Regions from separate parts of the Homo sapiens genome. Here region 1 is linked to region 2. A link is an interaction called in ENCODE POLR2A ChIA-PET data of the cell type or tissue named here. Cell type or tissue: Panc1. All regions are shown on one strand.

The links. Peaks named below come from ENCODE experiments on the same cell type or tissue, not always from the same donor. Only the 100,000 strongest peaks of a DNase experiment are listed, where the experiment ranks them.
Region 1: POLR2A ChIA-PET joins it to region 2 with 10 read pairs; 2 of 35 experiments call an interaction of 5 or more read pairs at or near these places.

Annotation. Positions count from the first base shown.
Region 1 is chr17:44,653,482-44,661,481 of GRCh38, forward strand. It overlaps MEIOC (meiosis specific with coiled-coil domain), which reads left to right and starts at 2,987. Exons shown (of 8, transcript NM_001145080.3): 1 at 2,987-3,201; 2 at 3,646-3,780. The coding sequence starts at 3,133. RefSeq lists a silencer at 2,791-3,000. In Panc1, a CTCF peak has its summit at 2,588; no DNase peak of the experiment used is centred here; H3K4me3 peaks cover 638 bases.
Region 2 is chr17:44,147,518-44,155,517 of GRCh38, forward strand. It overlaps HROB (homologous recombination factor with OB-fold), which reads left to right. Exons shown (of 10, transcript NM_001171251.3): 3 at 341-1,510; 4 at 3,444-3,527; 5 at 5,120-5,260; 6 at 7,039-7,147; 7 at 7,336-7,421; 8 at 7,769-7,894. Among named protein-coding and RNA genes, the nearest start is that of HROB, 9.6 kb to the left of the region's middle. In Panc1, a CTCF peak has its summit at 3,215 (motif pointing left); no DNase peak of the experiment used is centred here.

The DNA.
Region 1 (8,000 bases), 510 kb after region 2:
GCCTGCAGCACAGAGCAAGACTCTGACTCAAAAAAAAAAAAAAAAGGTGGAAACCACCCATGTGTCCATAAACAGATGAATGCTTGAACAAAATGTGGTATATCCATACAATGGAACCTTAGTCAGCCATAAAAAGGAATGACATTCAGGTATATGCTATAACATGAAGGAACCTTGATGACAAGGTTTATTTTACCTTAGTAAAATAAGCCAGGCACAAAAGGATAAATATTGTATGATTCCACTTATATATGGTACCTAGAGTAGTCAAATTCATAGAGATAGAAAGTAGAATGGTGGTTGCCAGAACTGGGAGAAGGGGGCATGGGGAATAATTATTTATGGGATGCTGCAGAGTTTCTGTTTGTGATTAATGAAGTTCTGAAACTGTAGAGCGGTCATGGTTACACAACATTATGAATGTGCTTAATGCCACTTAACCAAACACTTAAAAACGACAAATCTTATGTATATTTTACTATAAAAATACATAAGGGGATTCATAGCTTTTCAAAATGCTTCTAGGGAGTATAGGAGAGGGGGAAAAAGCCAGTAGTCCTCAATGCAATGAGCCCTACACCAGCAACTTTAAGGCTGAGGCAGAGAAATGTAACTGTTAGAGCCACACCACCTGGTCAGCTTTTTTTAAGTGTGTGTGCGTGTGTGTGTGTTTGTGTGTGTGTGTGTGTGTGTGCATGCACATTTTGTTTTTCCTTTTTGTGGAGCACTATATTCCCCAGGCAAATCTCAAACTCCTGGGCTCAATCTATCCTCCTGCCTTTGCTTCCCTAAATGCTGGGATTACAGGTGTGAGTCCAGCAGCTTTTTTTCTTTTCTTTCTTCCTTTTTTTTTTTTTTTTTTTTTGAAACAGGGTCTTGCTCTGTTGCCCAGGCTGGAGTGTGATGGAGTGATTATGGCTCACTGCATCCTCCAACTCTCCAGCTCAGGCGATCCTCCCATCTCAGCCTCCCAAGTGCAGGTACCTGGGACTACAGGCACACACCACCACACCCAACTAATTGTTAATTTTTTTGTAGAGACGAAGTCTCCTTATGTTGCCCTGGCTGGGCAACTCCTGGGCTCAAGCAATCCTCCTGCCTCGGCCTCCCAAAGTGCTGGGATTACAGGCACAAGCCACTGCGCCCAGCCTTGGTGAGCTTTCTGAACTCAAAGCTGAGTAGAGACCTGAAGTAACTATCAGGACAATATGGGTCAATAAAACTCATCCTCCTACTTCCATTCGTGTCTGAGTTAAAACAGTATCTTCCACTTAAGTGCTCATTTCTCAAGTTTTGATTTTAAATATAAAAACAGCCTAAAGGTGCTTACTGTGTTTACTTCTTTTATATTTCAACTATCTGATTTTTTAGCAGTGTCTAGGGACAAAAACTAGCATTTCTCTGAGACCATCACATCCCCAATCTGACTGCTATGTGAATGGTTTGTTGGGTGCCTGGAATGGCTTGTTTATGTAAGCTCTCACCTGTAATCCCACACTTTGGGAGGCCGAGGCGGAGGATCACTTCAGGCCAAGAGTTCAGTTCAAGACCAGCCTGAGCAACATAAGGAGATCCAACCCCCTACCCCCATCCCCACCTCCAACCCCAGCTCTACAAAAAAATTAAAAAATTAGCTAGGGCCAGGCGCCGTGGCTCACGCCTGTAATCCCAGAATTTTGGGAGGCCGAGGCGGGCGGATCACGAGGTCAAGAGATCGAGACCATCCTGGACAACATGGTGAAATTCCCGTCTCTACTAAAAATACAAAAATTAGCGGGGCGTGGTGGCGTGGGCCTGTAGTCCTAGCTACTCGGGAGGCTGAGGCGGGAGAATCGCTTGAACCCGGGAGGCGGAGGTTGCAGTGAGCCTTTGCGCCACCGCACTCTAGCCTGGCGACAGTGAGACTCCATCTCACCAAAAAAAAAAAAAAAAAAAAAATTAGCTGGGAGTGGTGGCACGCGCCTGTAGCCCCAACTACTCGGGAGGCTGAGGCGGGAGGATCGCTCGAGACCAGGAGTTTGAGACCAGCCTGGGCAACATAAGGAGACCCAACCCCCCCGCCCTTCAGCTTTACAAAAAAATTAAAAAATTAGCCAGGAGTGGTGGCGCCGCGTGCCTGCAGCCCCAGCTACTCGGGAGGCTGAGGCGGGAGGGTCGCTTGAACCCGGGAGTTCAAGGCTGCAACGAGCTATGATAGCGCCACTGCACTCCAGCCTGGGCGACAGAGCAAGACCCTGTTTTACACAGACAAACAAAAACGAACAAAAAGGTCACAGCGAACTTTGTTCAAAAGTCACATTAACACTTAAATGCCTTAACCCGGACTGAAAGCCCGGGCTTAGGACACAGGGCAGCTCTCCCTCAAAAAGGGGTCTCCCAGCAACACCCAATCCACAAGTTGCTCCTCGCCCTCCCCAAACCGGTACAAGATATATCAGTCTCTGGGCAGCTCCAACGGATTCTGAAGCTACGGGAGGGACTAAGGAACAAATATGAAATGTCGGACAAATGAAATGTGCGCAACAGCTAGGTTTTGGAGGATAAGCCAGTTGCTGAGCGACTTCTCAAATCTTCCAAGTGCCTCCAACACCTCTCCCACCCGGTAGGGCTGCGCTCTTTAGCTCTTTCAACCTTCCACGACCGGCCTCTCCGCTGCCCTATCAGCAAATCATCGGGCCGGTGCCTGCCAGTCCGGGCCAATCCCGAACACATTTACTTTGAGCGGGAAAAGCTCAGAAGCGGCGAGAGAGCGTGGTCCGCTAACCGCCCCTTCCTCTCCTTGTCTCTGGGGGGTAACGGAGCCTGGAGTGGTCGCCCATTGGATGGGCATCGGACCAATGGCGGGCTGCGAAACGGGAGGGGCGGGCCTCACAGCGGGGCGGGGCGCGCCTGTGCCGTGTCGCGTGCCGAGCCGCGAGCCCCAGGCAGGCCAGGTAACGGCCTCTGCCCCCGCCCCTCCCTCCCCGCTCGGACTTCCCTTACCCGCACACTGGCTCCAGGCAGCGCCCGGGCGGCGGAGGCGGCTGCGGAGACGGCGGGGTGCGGGCTGAGGGAGCCGGGCCTGGACGCCCCCCCCATCACCCCCGTACCCCAGGAGCTGTGCCTAGTCCAGGAGAGGCTGGGGGGCGCCCCATGGAGGTGAGACGCGGAGACACCTGCCCGCGCCCTCACCCCTCAGGCCTGAGGGAGGAAGGACTTGAGGTAATGGATGAGGAAGGGCAGGGTCCAGGGGGCGGCCAGACTTGCAAGAGGCGACGAGGAGGAGAGGCTGAGGAGGGGGCGCGTCCCTAGACGGGGCGGCAGAGGCGGGTCGTCGGTGGGGAGGCCGAACGGGGCGGGCGGGCGGGGGGCGCGGCGCGGGCTGACTGGACGGGCCGGACGGAGCGCGGGTCGCCGCGATTCCCGGGAGGCAGCCGTCGCGCTGAGGCGGTGGCCGGGGAGGGGCGCCCCTCGGGGTCAGCACTCAGGGGGCCCGAGGGGAGAGTGAGAATCCCGAGGCTGGAAGCGCGGGCCCCCACATTCGTGTCCTCTGAGAGGGTTCGGAATTGAGCCGAACAGCCGAGGTAGAACAGGTGTCGGGCCGTTTCAGCTCCGGCGTCACCCTCGTGACCACTTTCTGATATTTCCTATTCCCGTGTGCTGCAGCCCAAAGTCGCGTTCCCCGGAGGTGCGAATCGCTGTTGGAACCTCGGCGCCGACGCCGGCAGCAGGTTAACCGACGTCTTCGGCAGCGTGATGTTGACTGGCTCCGCTTCCTTCTACGATTGCTACACATCGCAGGTCCTTTAGTAAACTCTGCCTCTGTTAGACGATTTATTCTCAAATGGATTTACTCGAGCCACCGATTCATAGGTGTTTAATGGCTCCACAGTTAAGGAAGAGAAAACCAGGGAAAACTTTTTTTTTTTTTTTTTTTTTTTGAGACAGAGTCTTGCTCTGTCTCCTAGGCTGGAGTGCAGTGGCGCCATCTCGGCTCACTGCAACCTCCGCCAGCCGGGCTCAGGCGATTCTTGTGCCTCAGCTTCCTGAGGCACGCGCCACCACGCCCGGCTGTTTTTTTTGTTTGTTTTGTTTTTGTTTTTTGTTTTTGAGATGGAGTTTTGCTCTTGTTGCCCAGGCTGGAGTGCAGTGGTGCGATCTCGGCTCACCTCAACCTCTGCCTCCGGGGCTCAAGTTATTCTCCTGCCTCAGCCTCCGGAGTAGCTGGGATTACAGGCATGCGCCACCACGCCTGGCTAATTTTGTATTTTTAGTAGAGACAGGGTTTCTCCATGTTGGTCAGGCTGGTCTCGAACTCCCAACCTCGGGTGATCCGCGCACCTCGGCCTCCCAAAGTGCTGGGATTACAGGCATGAGCCACCGCGTCCAGCCGTTTTGTTTTGTTTTTTGAGACGGAGTCTCCTTCTGTTGCCCAGGCTGGAGTGCAGTGGTGCGATCTCGGATCACTGCAACCTCTGTCTCCCTGGTTCAAGCAGTTCTTCCGTCTCAGCCTCCCCAGTAGCTGGGATTACAGGCACCTGCCATCATGCCCGGCTAATTTTTGTATTGTTTTTAGAGACCGGGTTTCACCATGTTCCCCAGGCTGGTCTCGAACTTCTGGGCTCCAGCCATCCTCCCGCCTCGGCCTCCCAAAGTGCTAGGATTTCAGGCCACAGCGCCCAGCCCAGGAACAATTTTTTTTTTTTTTTTTTGAGACGGAGTCTTGCTCTGTCGCCCAGGCTGGAGTGCAGTGACGCAATCTCCGCTCACTGCAAGCTCCACCTCCCAGGTTCACGCCATTCTCCTGCCTCAGCCTCCCGAGTAGCTGGGACTACAGGCACCCGCCACCACGCCCGGCTAATTTTTTTGTATTTTTAGTAGATACGGGGTTTCACTGTGTTAGCCAGTATGGTCTCGATCTCCTGACCTCGTGATCCGCTCGCCTCAGCCTCCCAAAGTGCTGGGATTACAGGCGTGAGCCACCGCGCCCGGCTACAATCTTTTAAATACAGTGTTTGCAGAATACATACTTTGCTTTGAAAATAAGTTAAGGGCCGGGCGCCATGGCTCGTGCCTGTAATCCCAGCACTCTGGGGGGCTGAGGCGGGTGGATCACCTGAGTTCGGGAGTTCAAGACCAGCCTGGCCAACATGGCGAAACCCCATCTCTACTAAAAATACAAAAATCAGCCGGGTGTGGGGGCAGGCACCTGTAATCCCAGCTACTTGGGAGACTGAGGCAGGAGAATCTTAAACCAGGGAGGTGGAGGTTGCAGTGAGCCAAGATCATGCCACTGCACTCCAGCCTGGGTGACAGAGTGAGACTCCCTCTCAAAAAAAAAAAAAAAAGAAAAAAGAAAACAAATTGAAGAATAAGATTTTTCATTGATTCGTTTCCATCTTGTCCTTAGCATAACATAATTCCAGAAATGTAAGAAAATCCATTATTTAGTAAGATTAAAATATGTTTTTTTTCGTTCAGGCATTTATTGCAAGTTGGTACAAACATATTTTTGATAATTTAAAGGTGAAAATTTCACTTTACTCCTTTATTTTCTGGTTTTAACAATGTCTTAAATTATATGCTACCACTTACCTCACCAAGACATTTAGATTTATTAATCAAAGGAAATAAAGCTTGGGTAATGTAAGTAATTTTCATTTGAAATTATTTAACCAGGACATCAATGTTGATATTGTTGTACTTTGAATTATAACAATATCTAGAAATAAATTATTTTATTTAATCCACACTAAGAATCTTGTATATTATTATGCCACTGTACAGATTGAGAAACTGAGCCTCAGAGAGCTTGATTTGTGCCCTAAATGACAAAGCTCAAGTGGAACCCAGACCATAGTTCCACTGCTCTCTGCAGTGTTTACATCCGGACTAAAATTTATTTGGATTTAATTTCAGTTCACTGTTTTAAGTATGTTAAGGATATAAGTGATACATTTTAAAGTTAATCCAGTTAATATGCCCACTCAAATATTTGCATATTTCCTGGCCTCTGTTAACGAAAGGGATGCAGATATTTCAAGTATGATTGTTTGAATCCACCACATTACTTTAGTTGTTTTAACCCAAGAATACAAAAGTTAAGTCAGTCCTTTAAAAGGATTTTATTTGTAATATTCAAAATGTATTTTAAAATGTAAAATGTACTTGAAAGAATACTCCCAAAATATTTTCAATTTCCAATACTGTTTATTCATTTGACATTACATAATCTGAAAATGTTCCTTTTGTTTAAGCAACTATTTCAAAAAGATGAACAATTATTTATGTCACTTTGGATACTTCACACATAAGAGTGGGCCTATGATGATAACTTTAGAACTCAAAGGATAAAATTAGGAAAGAAAGATAAAAAGCCTTTGTAAAAGTTGCTGCTAACCAACAAATTCTGGAAAGGTAGTTTTTAGTTTTAGCTCTCAGCAAAATCCCTTCTGTGTTTCCATTTCCTCAACTTGAGAATAGTCATAATATAAACTATAAACAGAAAAATTATAATGTGTGGGTTTTAAATAGAATCATAACCAGAACTTAAACAAATGGTTGTAAAATATTTTGAGATTCTTGAAGATGGATGATTGGAAGGTATTTCTTAATGTTCACATTTTGTTGGTATCATATAACGTTGTATAGTTTAAATGTTTTTCAGTGATCATATCTATTAGGAACAAAAATTTAGAAATATTAACAGAATAAAAGCAATTAGAAAATACTTTTAGCCAGAATTATATCTTTTCCTTTTTTATTTTATTTTATTTTATTTATTTATTTATTTATTTTGAGATGGAGTCTCCCTCTGTTGCCCAGGCTGGAGTGCAATAGCTCAATCTTGGCTCACTGCAACCTCCGCCTTCTGGGTTCAAGTGACTCTCCTGCCTCAGCCTCTTGAGTAGCTGGGATTGCAGGCACCTGCCACCACACCTGGCTAATTTTTGTATTTTTGTCGAAACGGGCTTTCGCCATGTTGATCAGGAGTTAAACTCCTGACCTCAGGTGATCCGCCCACCTAGGCCTCCCAAAAGTGCTGGGATTACAGGTGTGAGCCACTGCGCCCGGCCAGAATTACATCTCTTCTGTATTTATAAGAAAATACTATTTTCATTGTGTTTATGTCTGGGTATTTATAGTTATTGCATCTCAGGTTTTAATAGTTACTTATCTGGAGAGTTAAAAATTTTGAATTTATACTTTCAGTCTTCTTTAAGGAAGCATTTTCTAGAATAAACAATGTATAAATTAGCTTAATCTTTTTTTGTTTGTTAAATTCACTTTCCCTACATGGTCCCTTTTGGAAGGAGGCAGGGTTTAAATCATTAAAATCTTAAAACCCAAGGCCCGGCAAAGTGACTCACACCTGTAATCCCAGCACTTTGGGAGGCCAAGGCAGGAGGATCGCTTGAGGCCAGGAGTTTAAGACCAGCCTGGGCAACACAGTGAGACCCCATTTCTATTTAAAAAAAAAAAAAGAAACTTAACACCCAAAGTTTTTGTTTACTCAGGTTCATTACAGAAGCATTCACCGAGGCTGGGTGCAATGGCTCACGCCTGTAATCCCAACACTTTGGAAGGCCCAAGGCGGGCAGATCACTTGAGGTCAGGATTTGAGACCAGCCTGACCAACATGGTGAAACCCTAAAACTCTCTACTGAAAATACAAAAATTAGCCAGGCATGGTGGCAGGTGCCTGTAATCCCAGTTACTTGGGAGGCTAAGGCAGGAGAATCGCTTCAACCCGGGAGGCAGAGGTTGCAGTGAGCCGAGATCTCGCCACTCTACTCCAGTCTGGGCAACAGAGCCAGACTCTTGTCTCAAAAAAAAAAAAAAAAAAAAAAAAAGATACTGTATAAAATGTCCTCAAATAGGAGGAAAAAGACCTTCAGTTTTGGTTTTAGATTTGTTACATATTGGCTGAGTGACTTGCAGCCTCAGTTTCCTTGTTTTTAAAGTAGAGATAATACTCATGTCACAAGGTTTACTGGATATGATAATATATGTGAAATTTA
Region 2 (8,000 bases):
ACCTCTGCCTCTCAGGTTGAAGTGATTCTCCTGCCTCAGCCTCCCGAGTAGCTGGAACTACAGGTGTGCACCCCCATGCCCAGCTAATTTTTTTATTTTTAGTAGAGACGGTTTCGCCACGTTGGCCAGGCTGGTCTCGAACTCCTGACCTCAAGTGATCCTCCTACCTTGGCCTCCCAAAGTGCTGGGATTACAGGCATGAGCCACCATGCCCGACCCTCATGCTTTGGTTTCTTTCAAGTATCTACACACAAACATACACGCCATGTGCCTGAACAGTAAAAGCAGAGGGGTTCTTGATTTCCAGATGCCAAGACCTACCATCTCTGCTTCCTTGTAGGATTTCTTGTCTGCTGTGGAGGATGCAGAGAACCGGTTTACTGGCTCACTGCCTGTGAATGCTGGGCGCCTGAGACCTGTCTCTTCTAGGCCACAGGAGACTGTGCAGGCACAGTCCTCCAGGCTGCTGCTGTTACACCCCACTGCTCCCTCAGAGGCTTTGGGCCTGCCAGACTTGGACCTCTGCCTCCCTGCCTCCAGCACGCCCAGTGCTGACAGCCGTCCATCATGCATAGGAGCAGCTCCCCTAAGGCCTGTCTCTACTTCCAGCAGCTGGATTGGCAATCAGAGAAGAGTGACAGTGACAGAAGTGCTCAGAGAGACAGCAAGACCTCAGTCCTCAGCCTTACACCCCCTACTCACCTTTGAGAGCCAACAGCAGCAAGTTGGTGGCTTTGAGGGGCCTGAACAAGACGAATTTGATAAAGTCCTGGCAAGCATGGAGTTGGAGGAGCCTGGCATGGAGCTGGAATGTGGAGTCAGCAGTGAGGCCATACCAATCCTGCCTGCCCAGCAGCGGGAGGGTTCAGTATTGGCTAAAAAAGCCCGGGTAGTTGATCTGAGTGGATCTTGCCAGAAGGGGCCTGTGCCTGCCATCCACAAAGCGGGTATCATGTCCGCCCAGGATGAGTCTCTAGATCCTGTCATCCAATGTAGGACTCCACGACCCCCCTTGAGACCTGGTGCTGTGGGTCACCTTCCTGTTCCAACTGCCTTAACAGTTCCCACTCAGCAACTCCACTGGGAAGTCTGTCCGCAACGCTCCCCTGTTCAAGCACTTCAGCCTCTCCAAGCTGCTAGAGGGACCATTCAGAGCAGCCCTCAAAATCGTTTCCCTTGTCAGCCATTCCAGTCTCCAAGTTCCTGGTTAAGTGGCAAAGCTCATTTACCCAGACCTCGAACTCCCAACTCAAGCTGTTCTACTCCCTCAAGGACTAGCTCTGGATTATTTCCTCGGATACCCTTACAACCGCAAGCTCCAGTGTCTTCCATTGGGTCTCCTGTTGGTACCCCAAAAGGTCCCCAGGGAGCTCTGCAGACACCCATAGTCACCAACCACCTGGTGCAGCTAGTCACTGCTGCCAGCCGGACACCCCAGCAGCCCACCCATCCCTCCACCCGAGCCAAAACTCGCCGTTTCCCTGGCCCAGCTGGGATCCTGCCTCACCAGGTGAGTGAGCTGGCTTTCTAGGATTTGGTGGGCAAGGGAGAGAAGCAGGGTTCCAGCACTGTCCAGCCCTAGCATATCTTCCCTCTTGCAGAGAAGGAAGGAAGGAAGTGCAGAGAGGCTTTTCAAAGCTGCAGGAGAAATAAAAGGGAAGAACTGAATGCTAGAAAATCCACTGTGAAGAAGTGCTTAAGGCTCTGAGGACATCATAATTTTCTTTTTTCTTCTCCTTTTTTTTTTTTGAGATGGAGTCTTGCTGCAACATCCAGGCTGGAGTGCAGTGGCGCAATCTCAGCTCACTGAAACCTCTGCCTCCTGGGTTTAAGCGATTCTCCTGCCTCAGCCTCTTGAGTAGCTGGGACTACAGGCCCCCGCCACCATGCCTGGCTAATTTTTGTGTTTTTGGTAGAGACAGAGTTTCACCATATTGGCCAGGCTGGTCTCGAACTCCTGACCTCAAGTGATCTGCCCGCCTCGGCCTCCCAAAGTGCTGGGATTATAGGCGTGAGCCACCACGCCTGACCCTCTTTTCCTTTTTTTAAGAAGACCCTCTTTTCCTTTTTTTAAGAATTAGAGATTGGCTATGTTGCTCAGGCTGGTCATGAACTAGGCTCAAGCCATTCTCCCGCCTTAGCCTCCCATATAGCTGGGACTACAGGTGTGCACTAGGGCAGGAAGTCATTCTTGTGCATTTGTTAAGGTCTTATGTGTTGGACAATTTGCTTGGAACTGAGAATACAGAGATTAAAAGAAACAGTTCCTGTCCTAAAGAACTTACAGTGAAATGGAAGAAACAGATGTAAACAAACAAACATGCACAAAGCACACAGTGTGAACAGGGGTCATTCCCTGGGTGCTGGGAAGACACTGGCTCTGCCTTAGGCTTGCTGAGTGGGCTTTGGATGGATGAGTAGGAGGTTAACAGGTGTGTGGCGGAGCGGGCGCTGTGCTCTGTGGATGTTCTGGCAGTGGGAAAGCAGGGAAGAGCATGTGTAAGGGCACAGAGGCAGAAGAGCAAGGTGCTCTCAGATCCACAGAACAGTTCATTGTGGCAGGTGTGGGGAAGCTGGGGCTGAAAAGGAGACAGCCCTGGTGAGACTTGGATTAAACTAGTCTTGGATCAGATCCCAGATAATTGGACTCTGAGGATCTGGACTGGTTGTGATAGGTGTGCCCTCTTCCTCCCATTTTAAGGGTGTTTGAAACAATTTCTGCCTGTTACTTGCTCTTCCCTAGCATGTTAGCAGATATCCAAAGAGGCCGTCTATGTTCCTCCTGGGCTGGATCTCCCTGGAGGAAAGGGTTAGGACTTGGGGAAAGCTGCCCCTTTGCTCATCACAGGCCTCTCAATTTTTCTTTCTTTCTTTCTTTTTTTTTTTTTTTAAGACAGAGTCTTGCTCTCTCGTCCAGGCAGGAGTGCAGTGGCACAATCTCGGCTCACTGCAACCTCCACCTCCCAGCTTCAAGTGATTCTCCTGCCTCAGCCTTCCAAGTAGCTGGCATTACAGGCATGGGCCACCACGCCTGGCTAATTTTTGTATTTTTGGTAGAGATGGGGGTTTCTCCATGTTGGCCAGGCTGGTCTCGAACTCCTGACCTCAGGTGATCCACCCGCCTCAGCCTCCCAAAGTGCTGGGATTACAGGTGTGAGCCGCCACGCCCAGCCAGGCCTCTCTATTTGGGTCACTGCCCCCTTCAGGCAGCCCTGGTTTTTGCACCTGGGCGAGCTCCGGCTTCCTCACGTTTTCAAACCAATCCCCAAAGTATCTTTTTTGAGCTGCCAAAGAGGCTCCTGAGACTTTGTTAGGAGAGATGTAATATGTGTTAATAGTCCCTGATCATTTCCTGAACTCATTATGTAAACCAGACAATAAGCTGTACTTGTAAATAACAGCTGCTAAGCTTGCTCTCATCTTCTCCTTCCCTCCCCTCTTAGCAGAGTGGGAGAAGTCTGGAGGACATCATGGTTTCCGCGCCCCAAACTCCAACCCATGGTGCTCTGGCTAAATTCCAGACAGAGGTAACTTATGCAAATGTTAACTTTCTGGGTGTGATTTGAGAGTGAGGGGCGTCCCTGTGTGTTTCAGGAGTTAAGAATCAAGAGCTGATGCTGCTAGGCCTGTTTGCTGGTGTCACACACTAAAAGGCATTTGAGGCAGGTAGTTGGGGGAGGCAGCAATTTTACTGGCATTAAGTGAGGCCTGTCCTGGTGCCAGGTAGGTATTATCTGATGCCATGGGTCCAGCCTTCTTTCCCATCTAAGAAATAAAGGCCCAGCTAGCTCCAGCTTCCCCTGGGGGAGGAGACTGTGATAAGTATTATGAGATTGTGTCTCAGGAGCCCTTCCTCTCAGGTTTCTGAGAACTGAGCTGGGAAGGATCTGCCTTCTCTTGCCTTTGCTGGGTTCCCTTTGGTGGGTGAGACCCTGCTTCCCTTCTCCTTGGGGTTCTGGTTGACCTGCTCTGCCCTCAAACCCAGTTTTGCTTTTAATTCTCCCCAGTATTTTTTCTCTGCTGTAGCTCCGCAGATCTGCCAGTCCATTTCAGATCCAAAGCAGCAGATACTCTCTGGATTCAAAGCATGTATTAATGTAAGAAGGTTAATTGTTAAAGCTAGAAGCATGCCAAATAGAATATGACTGGTTTCAAAATGGCTAAGCCACTCTGGAAGCCTATAAATATATGTGGTGGATCCCTACCCCTAAGACTTTTTGAGTCTGTTACAAAAAATAAGCGTAGATAGCCTTCTGCTTCAATGCAGTTAAAGTCAGGAGCTGATTTTATTTTATTTTATTTTATTATGTTATTTTATGTTATTTTATTTTATTTTATTTTATTTTTGAGACGGATTCTCGCTCTGTTGCCCAGGCTGGAGTGCAGTGTCGTGATCTCGGCTCACTGCAACCTCCGCCTCCTGGGTTCAGGCTATTCTCCTGCCTCAGCCTCCTGAGTAGCTGGGACTGCAGGCGTGTGCCACCATGCCTGGCTAATTTTTGTATTTTTAGTAGAGACGGGGTTTCACCATGTTAGCCAGGATGGTCTCCATCTTCTGACCTCATGATCTGCCCGCCTTGGCCTCCCAAAGTGCTGGGGTAACAGGTGTGAGCCACTGCGCCCAGTCAATTTTTGTATTTTTAGTAGAGACGAGGTTTCACCATGTTGGCCAGGCTGGTCTCGAACTCTTGTCTTCAGGTGATCCACCCGCCTCGGCCTTCCAAAGTGCTGGGATAACAGGTGTGAGCCACCGCGTCTGGCCCAGGAGCTGATTTTATTAAAAATTTGTTTTTCATACCTAGTCCTGCAGACAGGACCTGATTTTAAAAAGAAAAAAAAAGAGTATCTGCTGAATGAAACCTGTGATACGCGACAAGATTTTCACGTGCTTCAAATGCCAAAGCAATCAGAAAAAAAAAAAAGAAAAAGAGAAAAAAAAGATGTCACATACCATTTTCTGGCCTTGGAGATAAATGAGAGGAGAGACTGTGGCCATTGTACTACAGTTTTTCCGAGGGGATTTGCCTTTCCTCTCTCACCCTTCCACCCTGTTTCAATCAAGAGTCTGTAGCAAGGTAGACCTATTCATACAGGCTCCCCCTCTGCTCTGTGGTACCAGATTGTTGCTAGTTCCCAGGCATCTGTGGAGGAGGATTTTGGGCGAGGGCCCTGGCTGACCATGAAATCCACGCTAGGCCTGGATGAGAGAGACCCTAGCTGCTTCCTCTGTACCTACAGCATTGTCATGGTGCTGCGCAAGGTAAGGATTCTGGGTGCTGAGACCCAAAGGAAAGACCATTTTTCTCCCTCTCTCTGACCTACTGCCCTACTCCACCTTAGGAAGGGGCTGTTTGCTCCCTCGTACCCTATACAAGTAGCAGCACGAAGCCCCTTTGGTTGTATCTTCCACTTACCTACCTTTTCACTGTCATCCATAGGATTGGGCCCAGGTGGAAGGAGAGAGTGGGTTATGGTATGCCTCTGCACTTCCAGGCCCTGGGTGGGGTGGGGTGAGCACACTGCCACCCTCAAATCTCCCTAGTGGTTAAGGGTTGTGTGCAGAGACATGCCAGTACATGTGCCAACATATCCCTGCCTGTGACTGTTATGATGGAACATTGTGTAAACACATATAAACAAAAGAAAGTGCTGGACACAGTGGCTCACACCTGTAATCCCAGCATTTTAGGAGGCTGAGGTGGAAGGATCACAAAGGTCAGGAGTTCGAGACCAGCCTGGGCAACAAAGCGAGACCCTGTCTCTACAAAAAAATACAAAAAAAAAAAATCAGCTGGATGTGGTGGCACATGTCTTATAGTCCCAGCTACTAGGGAGGCTGAGGCCAGAGGATCACTTGATCTTAGGAGGTTGAGGCTACAGTGAACTATGATCGTGCCACTGCCCTCCAGCCGGGGCAATAGAGCGAGAGCTTGTCTCCTTTAAAAAAAACCCAAGGCCGGGCGTGGTGGCTCACACCTATAATCTTGAGAGGTCAAGGCGGGCGGATCACCTGAGGTCGCGAGTTCAAGACCAGCCTGACCAACCTGGAGAAACCCTGTCTCTACTAAAAATACAAAATTAGCCGGACGTGTTGGCACATGCCTGTAATTCTAGCTACTCAGGAGGCTGAGGCAGGAGAATTGCTTGAACCTGGAAGGCAGAAGTTGCGGTGAGCCAAGATGTGCCATTGCACTCTAGCCTGGGCAATAAGAGTGAAACTCCGACTCAAGAAAAAAACAAAAACCAAACAGGTCAGGCGGGGTGGGTCACGCCTGTAATCCCAGCACTTTGGGAGGCTGAGGCGGGCAGATCACTTGAGGTCAGGAGTTCGAGACCAGCCTGGCCAACATGGTGAAACCCCCTCTATTGAAAATACAAAAATTAGCCAGGCTTGGTGGCACACGCCTGTAAGTCCAGCTACTCAGGAAGCTGAGGCTGGAGCATCGCTTGAACCCAGAGGCGGAGGTTGCAATGAGCCAAGGTCGTGCCATGGTACTCCAGCCTGGGCGACAGAGCGAGACTCCATCTCAAAAATAAAAAAATAGGCCGGGTGCGGTGGCTCATGCCTGTAATCCCAGCACTTTGGGAGGCCGAGGTGGGTGGATCACGAGGTCAGGAGTTCAAGACAAGCCTGGCCAACATGGTGAAACCCTGTCTCTACTAAAAATACAAAAATTAGCCGGGCGTGGTGGTGGGCGCCTGTAATCCCAGCTACTTGGGAGCCTGAGGCAGGAGAATCGCTTGAAACCAGAAGGTGGAGGTTGCAGTGAGCCAAGATTGTGCCATTGCACCCAGCCTGGGAGCGAAACTCCCTCTCAAAAAATAAAAAAGAACGGAGGCAGGGGAGAGAAATGAAGGACCTCCCAGCTCTAGGTCTGTCAGAGAGAGATGGGGTACCTCCTTGTCCTCCACAAAGAAGATCATCACTATAACTATACTCTGACCCCTCCTAACCCCGGTTGCCCTGGCACACTTGGAGACCTGGGAAGTCACAAGTGGGCCGTGGAAGGCTCAGCATATGCCTCTCCTTGTAAGCAGGCAGCCCTGAAGCAGCTTCCTAGGAACAAGGTCCCCAACATGGCGGTGATGATCAAGTCCCTGACTCGGAGCACAATGGACGCCAGTGTGGTTTTCAAGGACCCCACGGGTAAGGAATTAGGTCCTAGGTTGTCTGGTGAGTGGGCTCCATTGAGGCCAGGAAATGAGGTGGAATCACCCTCTCCCTTTGCAGACAGGAAAACTGAGGCAGTGAGCAGCCCACTTCCCAGCCAGGGCCCATACCAGTCGCTGTGCTGCCCTTGACCCCGAGACTGATGGGCCATGTGGTATTTGCAGGAGAGATGCAGGGGACGGTGCACAGGTTGCTGCTGGAGACGTGCCAGAATGAGCTGAAGCCTGGCTCAGTGCTGCTGCTGAAGCAGGTATGGGGAGCAGCTCTCCACACCACTGCCCCCCGGATAGAGCCCTCAGTGTCTGTCTCCTTACCTGTTTGGCTGCCTTCCTCTACAACACCAGGCACGGAGTGGCTGAACCATTGCTAGGCCCTGGCTTGAGCTCAGGGAAGGCCTGTGGCCCTTGAGCTGGCCCCCATTCTTCAGGGTGGATAGGGATGGAGGGTTGTGTTAAGGGGAGATTGTGGCAAATGGTTCTCTTCTGGCACCAAGGCTAGGCAGAGGACACCAAGTGAAAGGCAGGTGGGAGCCAGGTGTCCATCTGGCAGCTCCCAGTGCTCCATCAGGACACTGACCTTCCCTTTCCTTGACTCCAGATTGGAGTGTTTTCTCCTTCACTTCGAAATCACTACCTCAACGTGACACCCAACAACCTGGTCCATATTTACAGCCCGGATTCTGGGGATGGGAGCTTCCTCAAGCCATCTCAGCCCTTCCCCAAGGTAAGAGGAGCAGGAAGAAACGGGAGACTGGTAAGGCCCTCCTTCTGCCTGGATCTTCTGATTTCTTCCTCTCTTCCACCCTGGGGAGCAGAGGTCTGAAGGGGGC